Linked DNA regions of Homo sapiens: regions 1 and 3 are each linked to region 2. Evidence: chromatin contacts called from ENCODE Hi-C or POLR2A ChIA-PET data. All regions are on one chromosome and are shown on one strand. Each heading gives the region's core, a stretch centred on a gene start or an enhancer-like site at or near the end of the contact. The rest is flanking DNA. Distances are from core to core; before and after follow the strand shown. Region 1 overlaps SYNJ2 (synaptojanin 2). Region 2 holds the start of ZDHHC14 (zDHHC palmitoyltransferase 14). Region 3 holds the start of GTF2H5 (general transcription factor IIH subunit 5).

Region 1 (3,969 bases), core at 1,154-3,653, 690 kb after region 2:
AGCTGAACTCTTAGAAAGGGTGTTACATGATTGTCATCGCCCAAGCTCAATTCCGTGCAAGGAAAAGGGTTCCTTGTTGGAATCTTATAGACAGGAAACCTCTGACCAAGAGCTGAGTAACTCACTGGGAAATGCCAACTCTTTTGTCCCTTTTTAAAAGAATTCTAAGTAGAACGTGTGGGCCTCTACAACTGTGACCTCATTGTCATTTCTCCAAGGTGCATGCTTTGTGAGCATCAGAAAGGGGGCGAGCTTAGGGGCGGCATTCCTCTTGGGGTGTGGGTGTGGGTGTTTGGATGCTGGAGGAACTCATCTTTTCCCCAGCTTGTGGTTGGCCTCATCTTACCACCTGGGCCTACCCATGGCTTTTGAATTTCCACCAGCCTTTCGGCGAGCTGGCAGCAGGCGTTGAACTGACCTCCCCACTGAGCCCCTGGGTCCCGGGAAGGGCCTGTGCCTGCCAAGAGCACCACGGGTACACCCCTGCAGCACCTGGAGACTAAGACTATGCTGCCCATAATCCTCTTCTCTGACTTTCAGAAGATGTTTAGGTCCCTGTCCCTCTGCTTGTGTTATTTGGGCAGCTTGGCAGTGTCCTAGGTTAGCAGGTGAAGGTTAGTAAAGGTTAAAGGCAAGGGCGGGGTGAGGGTGAGAGGTAAAGCATTTGAGAAAGGGCTCAGAGCTGAGGAGAGCCAGGTTTCCCAGGCTCGGTGTCCTCGGCTTCACGTGCCTTTAGCCCTGAGCTGCTTCCGCCTACACCCCTTCCATCAGTCATCCCCCCAACCTTGTCTGCCAGCGAGCAGATGCACCAGCAGGCCTCAGTCTGTGGCATGGCTGTGGAAATGTTAACAAATGTGCTTGCAGCCCATGTTTCTATGGACTCGTATGCGTCATAAGTGGGCATTTGAATGCAAGCAGGCTCTGGCATTGCATAAAAGTCCTTTTGAGACCATCTACCCAGCCCAGCATAAACAGCTGCCCGTTTCCTAGCTCTTAAAGTGCATTGATTGCTGGGCACGGTGTCTCACGCCTGTAATCCCAGCACTTTGGGAGGCCAAGGCAGGCAGATCACTTGAGGTGAGGAGTTTGAGACCAGCCTGGCCAACATGGTGAAACCCTGCCTCTACTAAAAATACAAAAATTAGCCGGGCGTGATGGTGGGTACCTGTAATCCCAGCTACTCAGGAGGCTGAGGCAGGAGAATTGCTTGAACCTGGGAGGCCACAGTTGCAGTGAGCTGAGATCACGCTGCTGCACTCCAGCCAGGGTGACAGAGCGAGACTCTGTCTCAAAATAACAATAATAATTTAAAAATGTGTTGATTGCCCAGATGACACCTCCCATGCATGGCGTGATGGCTGCACAGGAGTGGGGTGGGCTGGTGGGTGGTGATGTTTGCGCCGCTCCTGGTGGCAGTGAGAACCTGGGCGGATGCAGGCATTGCCCTGTCTTCGGCTTCATGGGGTGCTCAAGTGAGCACTTCCCAGTTGGGGTGTGGGGGAGATGTCCAGGCAGCGGTGGGCAGCAGGAGGGAGGCGGCCTCCTGACCAGGAGTCGATGACGGCCACGGTGGCCACTGTGTTGAGCTGATGATTTTGGAGCACTCAGAGCAGCAGGTCCCGAGCTGCTGCTGGGCCCTTCTCTGTGGCAAAGCAGGGTCACACTTCTCCTTCAGGAGCCGACGGCATGCGCGTATCCTTCTGTTCCAGGGACGTAGCCATCGACACAGTGAAGACGGGCATGGGGGGCAAGGCGGGGAACAAGGGCGCCGTCGGCATCCGCTTCCAGTTCCACAGCACCAGCTTCTGCTTCATATGTAGTCACCTGACGGCCGGGCAGTCCCAGGTGAAGGAGCGGAATGAAGACTACAAGGAGATCACCCAGAAACTCTGCTTCCCAATGGTGAGCGGCGCCGTGGGGACAGCCAGCACCTCCCTGCTCAGCTCAGTCCCAAATGTGACTGTTGATAGGAGCCAGGCACTGGGGACACAACCACAGGGAGGGCCCCTTCCTGGAGGGCTCAGCGCTGGGGGAGGGGGAGAGGGCTATGTCCCTCCATGGAATTGACCTGGGGCAGGGTTAGCCACGTGCCTGGAGGGGGCCAGCTTTGCAGCATTTCCCGTTGCTGTACAATTCCTGAGTGTCTGCATGGCCACTGGATTTGTATGTGTGCATTTTCTGATTTTCTAATTCAAGTGATGGTTTAGGGAAGAAAACCATGTCCGTGGTCTGTCCTGTCCAAGTGGTGAAGAGCATTTGAATCCACACAGCCTAAGACTCCACCTTCCTGAGATTCACAGTCTTCACATGTACTTTCTGTGGTGGCTCAGATAAGCACACCCTTTTGACCAATGGACCCTTTTTGACTGGGAACACGGTTCTTGACCAAGGAGCCCAGATCCTGCCTGTCCTCGAAGCTGCAATAGCGAACCGCACACTGCCCTCTCGTGGCGGTCCGGAGGGTTTCATTCTGAAACTGGAGGATTTTCTTTTCAAATCTAGACGTTAATGTTCTCCTTCCTGTGCAAAGATGCTACCCGGGCACAGCTTCAGCGTGTGGTGCACACGAGGCCACCTCTTTCCCGAAGTGAGGATAGACTTCAGCTGTTCTTGCTGCAAAATCTTCCACTGTCTGAGAGGTGGTGGGTTGGGTCACAGAGCTCTTCCCTGTGAGAACAGATCCTTAAAACTGACGTCCCATTTTACTGGGCTGCACGAGCACTCAAGGCAAAATTTCCTTAGTTTTCATTAAGAAGTGCCATAATTCCTGTTGGTGTTGTTTATTTCTTATGTTAAAAAAGAAACAAACGAGTTGGGAAATTTTCAATTGTGTGTAATGCAGTTTAAAAAAAAAAAAAAAGTCTAACCCTTCTCACTTAAAAATAGCTACTTTGGGGCCAGGCACAGTGGCTCACACCTGTAATCCCAGCACTTTGGGAGGCCGAGGCGGGCAGATCACCTGAGGTCAGGAGTTCGAGACCAGCCTGGCCAACGTGGTGAAACCCCACCTCTACTGAAAATACAAAAAAAATTAGCCAGGCGTGGTGGCGTGCACCTGTAATCCCAGCTACTCAGGAGGCTGAGACAGGAGAATCGCAACCCAGGAGGCAGAGGTTGCAGTGAGCTGAGATCGCACCACTACACTCCAGCCTCGGCAACAGAGCGAGACTCTGTCTAAAAAAAAAAAAAAAAAAGTGCTACTTTGACATAGTAAACTTGGGATACATAATAAGTAATTAAAGGATTTATAATGTAGTTCTTTTCTACCATAAAAATATTGAGGGACCTATTAACATTCTACACTTCTTTTTTGTTTTTGTTTTTTGAGACAGTCTCACTCTGCCACCCAGGCTGGAGTGCAGTGACATGATCTTGGCTCACTGCAAACTCCACCTCCCAGGTTCAAGCAATTCTCCTGGCTCAGCCTCCTGAGTAATTGGGATTACAGGCGTGCACCACCAGGCCCAACTAGTTTTTGTATTTTTAGTAGAGATGGGGTTTCGCCATGTTGGCCCAGCTGGTCTCGAACTCCTGACATCAAGTGATCCGCCTGCCTCAGCCTCCCAAAGTGCTGGGATTACAGGTGTGAGCCATGGTGCCTGGCCAACATTCTACACTGGTATTGTCTGATACCGTAGTCACTGGCCATAAGTAGCTATTTAAATTCAAATTAATTAAAATTAAATAACATTTAAAATTCCTTGCTTTCCCTGGCCACAGTGAGAATGATCAGTATCCATGTGGCCAGTGGCTCCTGCATCAGATGGCACAGAGAACATTTCGGTGCTGCAGAAAGTTCTGTCTGACAGTGTTATCTAGACGCTCATTTTATTTGGTTGGGACCTGTTTAATCTTCTGTCCAGATTATTGTCATGGGGGGAGTGGAAATGCCTCATATTATAGGAGAAGAGAAGCTGATTTTGGAGCTAGGCAGATGGGAGCTGAAATCCCATCTGTATCATGCACTAG
Region 2 (3,523 bases), core at 301-2,800:
CCCTGTAAATTTCACTTGTATTCAAAACTCCTTGTAATTGCATGTCATACTCTAATTGCTATTCCCATCACTTTTTCCTTACCACAGCTCCTCCCAACTGGCCCTCTTGGATAAGCCAATCTCATCCCCCTTCGACACTCCTCACTGAGGCACGCTTTGTAAGGGACATACTTAGGGCTCTGGGTTCGATGCCATCTCTACTACTTGGGAGCTTTGTGATGTTTGGCCAGTAGTTAAGCTTTCTCTAAGCTGGATACAATAATGCCTCACCGGGTTCCGGCGAAGATTAGACAAAGAACATGTGTAACGTGCAAACTGCCCAGTACAGAGAAGGCACCGTTCCCCACAACCCCCTTTGTTGGTTCCCATCTCCCACCACCTAGCCCCAGAACGCCCAGCACCACGCCTCTCCTGCCCTTGTCGCGGGGGATGCAGGGACTTGTAGTTTCTAAGGCCCCGAGTCGTGCTTCTCCTCGGCGCAGGCCTGCGGGCGGAAGAACTACACATCCCAGTGGGCTGTGAAAGGAAAGTGGGGCTCGGGAAATTGAGCATCCCTGCCCAGCTGCCTTCGTTTTCTGCGGCCCCGGGGCTATGCCCACCTCTGCGGGGGCTCGGACCCGCGGCAACGCCTGGGAGGGCGCGAGCGAGCAGAAGCCCCAGGCTCCGGCCGTCCCAGGGCCGCGCCCGCAGCTCCTCCTGGGCTGTCGGGTGGGAAGGGGGGAGGCGCAGGCGGGAGAGGAGAAGCACGCGACCCCTCCGCTGCCGAGGGGGCTCCACGGGGGAATGGAGGGAGAAATAAAGCGAGCAGCTGTAAACGTCCGTGGGGAGAAGTGGAGACCGAAAGAGCTGGGCGGCAGCAACCCAAAACCTGGCCTCCAAGGGCTTATACTCCGGGAGGGAGGCCGGGGCCGGAGGGGACCCTGACCGCTTCCTCTGCCCTTCTTTCTCGGCCCGGAAGCCGGCCGAGCCGGGCCCCGAGACCCTCGCCCGCAGCCCGGTCCCGAAGTCAGGCCGGCCTAGGGCCGCCCCACCCCATCCTGGCACCCGGCACCCCCAGCCCATTTCTCGGGCATCACCAGAGTCCCCGGGCGACGCGACCACGCGCCCAGCTGGGGAGGAGGAAGAAGGGAGGCGCAGGCCGGGGAGGGTCACCTCCGCGCCGCGGCTCCTCAGGTCCCGGGGAGTCGCCAGGAGTGGCTTGCCGGTGGCCGTGGGAATGAGCGTGTCCCGAGGCGGCAGCTGCTGCGCGGGATAAACCCGGAAGAAGCCGCGAGACGGACTGAAGTCGGCCAGGAGCGCACTGCGCGGCGGGGCCGCGGGCGCCCGACCCCATCCCTACTTGGGCGATGCCACAGGGAGCCCCGCGCCTTCCACACCCCAGGGCGCCCGCCCGAGGGGGCTGGGGCTGGAATCTCGCTGCGCCGGTGCCCTGGCTTCGCGGGCGAGGAGGAGGAGGAGCAGGAGGAGGAGCCGCGGGTGAGGCGCGAGGCCACCGCCCACCCGGCCCGGAGGAGGCGGACCCACTCGGAGCGCCGCGCGCGCGCCGGGCTGAGCCTTGCAAACAAGTGTCTGTGCTGTGTCCCCGCGGCCCTCCTCGCGCCGGGGCCGCTTCCTCCGGGTAGGAGGGAGCAAGGGAGCCCTCGCCGCGCGGCCCGCGAGCCGCCGCCGCCCTCGGCCCGCGCATCCCCGCGCGGGGGCCGCGGATTCGACTAGGCTGCCAGGCGCAGCGACACCGGGTCGCGGTGCGAGCGGCGCCCCGGCTCTCGCCGAGAGGCTCCTGACAGAAAAACGTGCGTGGTTGTCCCCACCCCTGGGAGGGGTTGCCGGTGCCGCGCGCGGCCGCCCAGTCGCCAGCGCTCTCTCCTGGGAGGATCCGCTGCCGGAGGAAGGAGTGGACCCAACCTGGCCGCGCCGCAGAAGTGGCTCCCGAGGAAGCCGGCGCCGGGGCCGCCGCCTCGTGTCCCCTCGGGGCGCAGTGCTCGGGGGTCGGCGGGCCAGAGCCGAGGCGCGGCCGGGGAGCCGGGGGCTGCGGGGCCGAGCGGGCAGCCGCGCGAGGGGGCGGGCGCTCGGCGACCCGGGGGCCGGCCGGGCTGAGCCCCGCGCCCCGGGACGCGGGCTGGAAGCGACGGAGGAGTGCTGCCGCGGGCTGCGGACCAGCGCCGTCCCCTCACGGAGCGGGGATTCTGCTATGACAGTTGGGCTCCCCGGAGGGTTAACCTGGGTGTCCTCGGCAAAGTTGTCGCCGAGCCGGGAGCCCGTGTAGGGGCCGCGGCGCCGCGGCTCGGGGGGCGGCCGGGCGGCCGGCGGCGGTCGTGGCTCGGCGGGGCCCGCGCGGCCGGGGGGCTCCTGGGGGTGTGCGCCCCCAGCCGGCTGCCCTCGTGGATGCCTCCCGGCGGCGGCGGGCCCATGAAAGACTGCGAGTACAGCCAGATCAGCACCCACAGCTCCTCCCCCATGGAGTCGCCCCACAAGAAGAAGAAAATCGCGGCCCGGAGGAAATGGGAGGTGTTCCCGGGAAGAAACAAGTTCTTCTGTAACGGGAGGATCATGATGGCCCGGCAGACGGGCGTCTTCTACCTGACGCTCGTCCTCATCCTGGTCACTAGCGGACTCTTCTTCGCCTTCGAGTAAGTGGTGGCGACCGCTCCCCCGACGCCGCACTCCCCTGGTCTCCCCTGTCCCCCGCCCCTCCTCGGGCTGCTTTCGTTTTCTAGAAGTCTTATCTACTGTAAATTGTTATATAATGCCAGTCTGCGCTCCCTCTTTTTTCTTTTAAAGGTCTGATTGCTTTTGGGCCCCCGGAAAGAACGCCGTTCTGGGCTGGGCTTCTGGGAGCAGGGAGGGAAGGGGTCCACTTGCAAGGGGGGCCAGGCCTTGCCAATCCAGGTGGCGGATGGGACCCAGCAGGTGGGGCCGCCGGTCCCTGATCCTTGGGGCGCTCTCTACCGAGTTTGGGGACCCAGCAAATCAGCCCAGATGTAGCCTGCCGTGGGAAGGTGGGGTGCGATAGATTCCTAAGTCAGGGATACATGGAACTGACTTTTTCCCCCTTGCTGACAACATATAGGGCATCTTCTTAAGCTCAGTTGACTGAATCTCCCATGTAACTTCGACGAATAATTGAGGAATCTTGGCTATTTCAGGTTTCAAAGTGTCGGCTGCCTAGTGTGCCCTGGATAGATCATTGCATTCTCCAGCCTCCTACATGCTCACTCTGGATTAACAATTTCTTATTTGCCATGAGGTTTCTAAACTCTTCACTTTCAAAAAGGTTGCAATAAAAGGTGTCCAAAACAAACAATTTGGGAACATGTGAAAGGAGACCTTAGGTCTGTTAAGGAAGAGGATGACACTACGTGACAACTTCCGATTCCAGAAACAGTCTGGACTTCAGGGATTATATCTGGGGGGATAAAAAGCGCATGCAAGTCTTCACCGTTTTCAGGAAAATCAAATTGGCCAGTAGCAACTGTCCTCCTGCCAACTAATGAAAGGTCTTCTTATTTATTAGCAGTGATTAGAT
Region 3 (3,452 bases), core at 858-3,357, 790 kb after region 2:
CCTTTATTGAATAGTCTATGCTTTCCCCCTGCTTTGCAATACCACTTAGTGGTATACTAAACTCCCGTATGTAAATAGGTATGTTTCTAGTGTCTCTATTCTGTTCCATGAATCTAATTCTCTATCCCTGAATCAATATCATACCATCTTAATAATTACAACTTTATATTAAGCTTTGGTATCTGATAGGGAGAGACCTTATTTTTCTTCTTCTTCAAAATTGACTTCACTATTCTTGGTCCCTTGCCTTTCCATATAAATTTTAAGTTCAGCATGGCAAATTCCATAAAACAATATGGTGATTTTAATTGGCATTACACTGAATTCGTAGAACTGAGGAAAACTGACATCTTTTTGTTGAGTCTTTCCATCTATTAATACGGTATATCTCACCATTTACTTGGGTCATCTTTTGTGTTCCAACAGAGCCTTACAATTTTCTGTCTAAAGGACTACACAGCTTTAGGTTCATCTATTTCTAGGTACCTTTAGTTTTGAATGCCATTATGAATAGTGTCTTTTTATTATTAAAACTCCTAGTTAATTGTTACTGGTATACAGAAGTTTTTAAATGCAGAAATTAAGGCCATTTCTGACATCCCCCTGGCCAAAATAACCCCTCTAGTCACTCTTTATCACATCACCAAATGGTACTTATTCCTTAACTGATTTCAGAGTCTCTCTGCCCCCACCAAAATTAGTTACCTGTTCACCATTGTATCCCAAGCGTCTAGAATAATAGCTGACACACATCAAGTGCACAAAAATGGAACTGATGAGATCAAGGAAGAGAATGTATGCAAGATGAAAAAAAGCAAATAAAAGATACTTGGGAAGAAGAAGACTTGGAGGCAATTTTTTTATTTTAAAGAGAGTGCAACAATATGGAAATCACCAGTTGGAAAAGATTTGAGGGATAGAAAGAGGGAACTAAATGGAAGAGCTGGGTTCCTTAGCGATCACATGAACACACACGATGTTAAAAAAAAAAAAAAAAAAAAAAAGGCAGCATGAGGTCGGGCGCGGTGGCTCACACCTGTAATCGCAGCACTCTGGGAGGCCGAGGCGGGGGATCACCTGATGTCAGGAATTCCAGACCAGCCTGGCCAACATGGACAAACCCCGTGTCTACTAAAAATACGAAAATCAGCCGGGCGTGGTAGCGCACGCCTGTAATCCCAGTTACTAGGGAGAATGAGGCAGGATAATTGCTTGAACCCAGGAGACGGAGGTTGCAGTGAGCCCAGATCGCGCCACTGCACTCCAGCCTGGCAGACAGACCGAGACTCCATCTCAAAAAAAAAAAAAAAAAAGGCAGCATGAGCTTAATGCGGGAAGTACAATTTAACCTAAGGAACAGAAAACAAGAATCTCATATCTCAACTAGTAAAAATAATGACAGTGTTCCTTTAGACTTACAGAACAGACTTGGGGAAAGGGAGTAACTTTAGAACCTTCTGGGGTCTTTCACTTTAAAATGACCGTTGCCGAGTTTAGAGCTCTCTCAGCATTCAATCTATTCCATCTCTGGGGTTAGAGAGGGAGCAGGAAGCGGTGGTCTGCAAGGCTCAGAAGTGACTGGTGAGGCCCTTTCCTCCTCCTCCTCATCTCTCCGTGACTACCGAGCCCGGGAAGACGGACCGGCAGGTGCACTCCCCAAGGCCTCGACAGCAGCCAGAGAAAGGCAGCGACAGGGAAAGACGAGTCAGGCTCGCGACCACCAGAGAGAGAGGCCCTCACGCCCAGCCGAGCGTCAGCTGGTCGGTCCGGTCCGCGCGCCAGACGGCGGTGCTCGGCCGTGCCCGGTCCCTGCCCTCCCCATTCTCCGCTCCCCACCGCGCCCAGCTGCGCCGACGCCCCCGTCCGCCCCCACACCACCCCTGCCTTCACGTCCTACCTGCCGGCAGGCGGACTCAGCCCGTGCCCAACTGCTCGTCGGACCCCGTTGTCTGGGGAGCCCTACTCTTTCCGCGGCTCCCGGCCGGGACCCTCCACCCGGCGGCTGGCGGCTCGTGACCCCGCCCCCTCGGCCCGCTCTGGGCCCGCCTCCCGCCGGCTGGCTCCACCCACAATAGCGTCCCTAGCGCGATGGCGTATCGGCGCAGGCGCACTCTGCCGGCAACGCCGAGGCGCTTCTGCATCTGTGGGCCGAGGTGTGTGGCGAGCGTCCGAGCGGCTGGGGAAAGTGGGGTGTGGGAACACTGAGGGGTCCCAAAGAAAGGGGAGAGGAAGAGAAAAGCCCCAGAAGCCTGTCCACCGGGTGCTGGGGGCACAGGGCGGTGTCCCCCACTCTCTCCGGGCCCTTCCTGGCGGGGCCGCACGGCAGTCCCCCCCTCGTTTAATCGTGGGTTTCCTGTGGGGCTAGGGCTCGCCCTGCGCCCAGGTGTAAGTGGAAGTTAATTAAATGGGCGTACGCTGAGTGGTTTGTTTCCAGCCTAGGTCCGCACGGGACGTGATTTATTTAGTGAAGGGGCACAAGATCTGGAGATCTGGCTTGTACTTTTTTCCTTTGGCCAGGAACTACGGCTTAATCTCTTCCTTTGGTCTCCTCATATGTAAAATGAGGTGGCTGAGGCCGGGCGCGGTGGCTCACGCCTGCAATCCCAGCACATTGGGAGGCCGAGGCGGGCAAATCACTTGAGGCCAGGAGTTCGAGACCAGCCTGGCCAACATGGTGAAACCCCGTCTCCACTAAAAATACAATAAATTGGCCTGGCGCGGTGGCTCACACCTGTTGTCCCAGCACTTTGGGAGGCCGAGGTAGGTGGATCATTTGAGATCAGGAGTTCGAGACCAGCCTGGCCAACATGGTGAAACCCTGCCTCTACTAAAAATACAAAATTTGGCCTGGCGTGGTGGCGGGCGCCTGTAGTCCCCGCTGCTTGGGAGGCTGAGGCAGGAGAATCGCTTGAGCCCGGGAGGCAGAGGTTGCAGTGAGCCGACATCACGACACTGCGCTCCAGCCTGGGCGACAGAGTGAGACTCTGTCTCGAAGTGTATATATACATATATATATATTATATATGTATTTTATATATAATATATATTTATTTTATATATAATATATAATATGTATATTATGTATATTATATATAATACGTATATTATATATAATACATATATATAATATGTATATTATATATTATATATAATATTATATTGTATATTATATATTATATATAATATATTGTATATTATATATATTATATATTATATATATTATATTGTATATTATATATAATATATTGTATATTATATAATATATTGTATATTATATATAATATACAGTATATTATATATAATATACTGTATATTATATATAATATATTGTATATTATATATAATATATTGTATATTACATATATTGTATATTACATATAATATATTGTATATTACATATATTGTATATTACATATAATATATTGTATATTATATAATATATAATATATATT

Evidence for each region. Hi-C counts contacts between places; a loop is a spot of excess contacts on that map. ChIA-PET counts read pairs that join two places held with the same protein, here RNA polymerase II (POLR2A). Pooled maps may share reads with other maps.
Region 1: a loop to region 2 is called in a pooled map, with 4 times the contacts of the local background. The contact joins the enhancer-like site here to the promoter of ZDHHC14 in region 2. A Hi-C loop is called at or near these places in 4 of 50 pooled maps.
Region 3: a map of CD4-positive, alpha-beta T cell shows a loop between it and region 2 (7-fold over the local background). The contact joins the promoter of GTF2H5 here to the promoter of ZDHHC14 in region 2. A Hi-C loop is called at or near these places in 2 of 168 maps with a recorded cell type or tissue (CD4-positive, alpha-beta T cell and naive thymus-derived CD4-positive, alpha-beta T cell) and 9 of 50 pooled maps. POLR2A ChIA-PET finds 5 or more read pairs at or near these places in 1 of 52 experiments (BJ).

What each region holds. Positions count from the first base shown.
Region 1 is chr6:158,069,893-158,073,861 of GRCh38, forward strand. It overlaps SYNJ2 (synaptojanin 2), which reads left to right. Exons shown (of 27, transcript NM_003898.4): 15 at 1,710-1,902. Among named protein-coding and RNA genes, the nearest start is that of SYNJ2-IT1, 71 kb to the left of the region's middle. RefSeq lists enhancers at 1-289, 1,273-1,836, 1,837-2,398. Within about 2 kb of position 2,404, at least 5 of the 41 ENCODE cell types and tissues checked have a DNase peak (open chromatin) inside an H3K27ac peak, as active enhancers do.
Region 2 is chr6:157,379,640-157,383,162 of GRCh38, forward strand. It overlaps ZDHHC14 (zDHHC palmitoyltransferase 14), which reads left to right and starts at 1,551. Exons shown (of 9, transcript NM_024630.3): 1 at 1,551-2,627. The coding sequence starts at 2,383. LOC124901446 reads right to left here and starts at 1,452. Exons shown (of 1, transcript XM_047419644.1): 1 at 1-1,452. The coding sequence starts at 1,062. The coding sequence ends at 172. RefSeq lists enhancers at 1-487, 1,099-1,710, 2,469-2,608 and silencers at 689-768, 929-1,818, 2,329-2,378.
Region 3 is chr6:158,166,243-158,169,694 of GRCh38, forward strand. GTF2H5 (general transcription factor IIH subunit 5) reads left to right here and starts at 2,108. Exons shown (of 3, transcript NM_207118.3): 1 at 2,108-2,153. SERAC1 (serine active site containing 1) reads right to left here and starts at 2,020. Exons shown (of 17, transcript NM_032861.4): 1 at 1,898-2,020. RefSeq lists silencers at 1,818-1,887, 1,928-2,107.